Linked DNA regions of Homo sapiens: region 2 is linked to region 1. A link is a loop called in an ENCODE intact Hi-C map of the cell type or tissue named here. Cell type or tissue: B cell. All regions are shown on one strand. Region 1 overlaps DNAI7 (dynein axonemal intermediate chain 7). Region 2 has its middle 5.7 kb from the start of LINC02909.

Region 1 (2,500 bases):
CAGTTTATAGGAAAATGCATAAATACCTACATTTAGCACTACTTTACTCTTCTCAATCACTTCCTCAAAAGTCTCATTTGTTTTCTCTTTCCACAAACTAATAAACGTGTTCATTTCTTGGGCTACTGAAGGATCAGGACTCCCATCACATTGAATGTAGTGCTTCCACTGTGGAATAAAAATGTTTAAAGGTTCACATTGATGAAGATTCAACCAAAGATTAAATGACTTCTTTTTTGAAGGTGAATTTTTATAACCTAGTTTAACCAACTTAGATAAAAACATGATGGCTTTAACCAGTAACTTGAGAGAGCTCTAAAATAACCAAGTTCTTCTTTATCCAAGTAACTTCTAATCCTTAATATTCAGATACATAGAAGCACTAAAATACTTTCACATTTTTATTTTTAAAGCATTATTTATAAGTAGTTTTGTTTTGCTTAGTTTTCCTCTCTAATCATAGAGCTGCTTATTTGCAAAGGCCAACACTTAGGCTAATTTCTACTTCCCAAGTTATTACTAATGTCTAGTTGCCACTGGCATTTTAGTAGAAGGCCTTCCATTCATTTTGTAGTTTATGCAAATTTCACATTTGTAATCATATTGTACTGTACTTAGAATTTTTCACTTGATTATACCACAATCTTTAGCCATATTATAATAGTTTTTCATTTTTCTCCTGATATTCACCTATATTATTTCCAAAGTTATGCAGTTTTGAGCAAGACTAGATTGCCTTAAGCACAAAGCTTTTACGTTTTAATTTAGCATAATTTCCCTAAGTATACATTCCCAGCAATTGAGTCAGAGTCAAAGAATATAAACATTTCAAGGACATTATTACTGACAAATAGCTTTCTACAAAGTTATGTTAGTTTACTTTGCCATAAGCAATCAATTTGTCAGATGAGAGGGTTTTTTAAAACAGAAAAATTTAGTTTCTTTTCTTGGCATCAAAATTGGACTACACCTCCCTCTTGTGGTGACAAAGGTATTAGCTAAAAAAGAGAAATCAGTCCTACCTGAGAAAGCAATTTAGTTTCCTGTTTCAATTTCTCTGCTTCAGGAAAACACCTCTCTAATAAATAAAGTTCTTCAAGTTCTTCATTTCTCCTTTCTAGATCCTGTTGCACAAGGACAGATACATTGATCAGCTCTTTAATTTTAACTTTATGTTTCACAAGTAGCATCTAAAACTGACGTGGCTAAATATATAACTGCAGTTTCAAAATGAATATTAAAATTAGTTTGAATATAACTGATATCTCCAAAAGGTTTCATCTGAAACAGTGGCTTACAAAGTGTGATCTACAGACTCTTGATGGGTACCTAAAACCTGGGATCTGTGAGGTCAAATCTATTTCCATAATAATACTAACATTATTTGACTTTTTCATCGTGTATCTATTTGCACTGATTGTGCAAGATGGTGTGAAAGTGCTGATGTCTTAGCACAGATCAGACAGTGACCCCAAACTGTACTACTTCTAGGGGGAGAGGTGAAGGGAAGGAGCCAGCTTCACAAAAGAATGCCCGGATGGATGGGTGCAGTGGCTCACGCCTGTAATCCCAGCACTTTGGGAGGCTGAGGCAGGCGGATCACTTGAGGTCAGGAGTTCGAGACCAGCCAACATGGTGAAACACCATCTCGACCAAAAATACAAAAATTAGCCGGGTATGGTGGCGTGTGCCTGTAATCCCAGCTACTCAGGAGGCTGAAGGGGGAGAACTGCTTGACCCTGGAGGCAGAGGTTCCACTAACCCAAGATCGCGCAACCGCACTCCAGCCTGGATGACAGGGCAAGACTCTAAATCACGTTACAAAAAAAAAAAAGAATGCCCTGATGAAGAGGTGAAAATTATTAATTGTATTAAATCTGAACCCTAAGTACATGTCTTTTTAATAGCCTGTTGGATAAAATGGGAAGTCAGCATAAAGCTCTTCTGCTGCATATCGAATGACAATACTGTCTTGAGAAATATCACTTGTGCAATTATTTGACTAATTTGGTAGACATTCTCTCAAAAATGAATGAATGGAGTGTGTCACTTCAAGGATACAACTCAAAATATCTGTTGCCAATGACAAAATTCAAGCTGTCAGGCAAAAATTCAAATTTTAGAAAACTTGTATCTATCACTGTAAGCTTGAAAGTATTCCGATCTTTAAAAACTTCTGATTTGGGCCTGGCGTGGTGGCTCACATCTGTAATCTCAGCACTTTGGGAGACAGAGGTGCATGGATCACAAGGTCAGGAGAGTTCGAGATCAGCCTGGCCCCATCTCTATTAAAAATACGAAAATTAGCCGGGCGCGGTGGCGGGTGCCTGTAATCTCTGCTACTCGGGAGGCTAAGGCAGGAGAATCGCCTGAACCTGGGACGTGGAGGTTGCAGTGAGCCGAGATTATGCCATTGCACTCTAGCCTGGGTGACAGAACAAGACTCTGTCTCAAAAAAAAAATGAAAAAATCTTCTGATTTGGTTGGTGATTATACTAAT
Region 2 (2,500 bases), 160 kb before region 1:
TAATTTTCCCCTGGCATTAGTGCTCCGCCCTCATTTCCTGCCACTCTCCCCTGTATTCAGGTCACTCCAGCCCCGCTGACCTCCTTGCTGTTTCTTGGCCATGTCAGGCACACTTGCACCTCAGGTCCTTTGCATCTGCCCTTCCTTCTGCCTGAATACATTTCCTCAAGTGTCCTCTCCCCAGTTCCTTCACTTCCTCAGGTCTTTACTCAAATATGCCTCCTGGAGAGCCCTTCCTGGGCTACCCTGTCTACAACTGCAAACCTCCCACCAAACTCATTCTTTGTATTTTTATATTTTCCTTTGGCATTTATCAGCCCATAACATGCTATATTTTTTGGCCTATTATGTTAATTTTCTGTCTCCCCCTGTGAAAAGTAAGCTGTATGAGAGCAGGAAGTTTGTCTGTTTTGTTCACTGTTTATCCTTAGCACTACAACATGCCTGATCCTACCAAGTACTCAGTATTTGTTGAATGAATGAATTATAATGGTGATGGGCATGATGAAAATAGGCAGACAGACAAGGCAAACATATACAATAATGCTTACTTTTATACACATTGGTGACAATTGTCAGTTGCAACTATTGTTAAAAAGTTATTTTATCCTCAATGTTCCTACATCATCAAAATAGAGTTCTGCACCCAGACAAGAGTTAAGGCACTAGAATTGAGGACTGCTACCAAAATGTGTGATTTTTGTAACTTAAAAAAGTCCCCACAGTGATATTTTAAATATTATGCTACCAAATATTATCATTCTTTTTTTTTTTTTTTTTTTTTTTTGAGACAGGGTCTCGCTCTGTTACCCAGGCTCAAGTGCAGTGACACAATCACAGCTGACTGCAGCCTTGACCTCCTCTGGCTCAAGCAATCCTCCCACCTCAGCCTCCTGAGTAGCTGAGACTACAGGCATGCACCCACCATGCCTGGCTAATTTTTATATTTCTAAGTAGAGGTGGGGGTTTCGCCATGTTGCACAGACTGGTCTCGAACTCCTGAGCTCAAGCGATCCACCTGCCTCAGCTTTCCAAAAGTGCTGGGATTACAGCCATGAGCCACTGTGCCCGGACTTCTTTTAAAAAAAAAAAAATCTTTCTTATGATACACAATTTGAGCTCACGAACCAGTAATCACAACATTGAGAATAAGATAAATCATAGGTAGGTTTATTAATGACTTCCAACTACTTACCAGCAGAGGGTGCTACTTATCCATATTTTCACACGTATAAAGCGTGTTTCGCTGAACTAACAGGCAGGCTTCAATACTGTAAATGACATTATCTTACAAATCTGTATTATGTGATAATGAATCAGCCACCCAAACATAAACATAATACCTTCAGTTTTAAAAATCTATATTTTTCTTGCCTTTATTTGTGAATTTAAATAGATGATACTGTACATGAATATGGTACAAAAATGTACAGAAATAATTAACTCTTTCTTCTATCCCAGTCCTCTAGTTCCTCAATTTTCTCTTCCAAGGTTATCATTGTCTCCAGTTTCTTCTGTATTTATGTGTATGTCTGTTATGTTTTGTGTTTGTATTGTATGTGTTTTTTGTTTTGTTTTGTATTTTAAATCAGAAATGCTATAAGTGCTATTCTTCAGCTTAGGGTTGATTTATAAACAAGCCCATAATTTTGGGATTCCATATCAGTACTTATAGAACATCTTTCTTTTAAACAGCTATATTTTATTCCAGTGTGTAAATAAACAGAAATTTATGTAACCAGTCCTCTGTTGATAGATGGTAAGGTTATTTTAAATATTTTGCCTTTCCAAACATTAGTAAATTAGTGTATTTTTACATTTATCTTTGTAAATATGTGCAAGTATATTTGTAGGGTAATTTCTTAGGGAAAATTGGGTAGCCATCTGAAAAATAATGAAGGTATAGTTTCATCTCTCTATACAAAGATAAATTCCAAATATATTAAATCAAAGACACTAGAGAAAAACAGAGGAGAATGTCTTTATGATTTTTGAGTCACGAAAGCTTTCTAAGGCTAACACGAACTCAGAAGGTATAAGAAAGAAGATTGAAATTTGACTGCACATTTTTAAAAATCTGTGTGGCAAAAACACCATAAACAAAAAACACAAATAACACCTGGTGAAAATGTATTTGTAACACATCCTACAAAGAACTAAATCTTGTAATATGTAAAGAGCTTTTGTGTATTGATAAAATCAAGCCCCATTCAAAAATGACCAAAGCATACAAATAAAACATAGAAATGGAAATACAAATGGCTTTAAACACATGAAACCATATTCATAAGGAAAGAAATCACAAATTACACTGTTTTTTGGTCTTTTTTTTTTTCCTTTTTGTGGAGAATGGGGGGGGGGTCTCACTATATCACCCAGGCAGGTCTTGAACTCAAGCTATCCTCCTGCCTCTGCCTCCCTAAATGCTGGGATTACAGGTGTGAGTCACCATGCCTCTTGAGAAATGCATATTAAAATAATGAGATGCTATATTTCACCT

The links. A loop is a pair of places that touch in the nucleus more often than their neighbours do. Peaks named below come from ENCODE experiments on the same cell type or tissue, not always from the same donor. Only the 100,000 strongest peaks of a DNase experiment are listed, where the experiment ranks them.
Region 2: a loop joins it to region 1, with 16 times the contacts of the local background. A loop is called at or near these places in 18 of 110 quality-filtered maps.

The regions. Positions count from the first base shown.
Region 1 is chr12:25,154,289-25,156,788 of GRCh38, forward strand. It overlaps DNAI7 (dynein axonemal intermediate chain 7), which reads right to left. Exons shown (of 16, transcript NM_018272.5): 5 at 1,023-1,124; 6 at 31-168. Among named protein-coding and RNA genes, the nearest start is that of DNAI7, 40 kb to the right of the region's middle. In B cell, CTCF peaks have their summits at 952 (motif pointing left) and 1,153; a DNase peak (open chromatin) is centred at 993; H3K4me3 peaks cover 747 bases; H3K27ac peaks cover 2,078 bases.
Region 2 is chr12:24,990,466-24,992,965 of GRCh38, forward strand. No RefSeq gene overlaps it. Among named protein-coding and RNA genes, the nearest start is that of LINC02909, 5.7 kb to the right of the region's middle. In B cell, CTCF peaks have their summits at 1,246 (motif pointing right) and 1,446; a DNase peak (open chromatin) is centred at 1,216.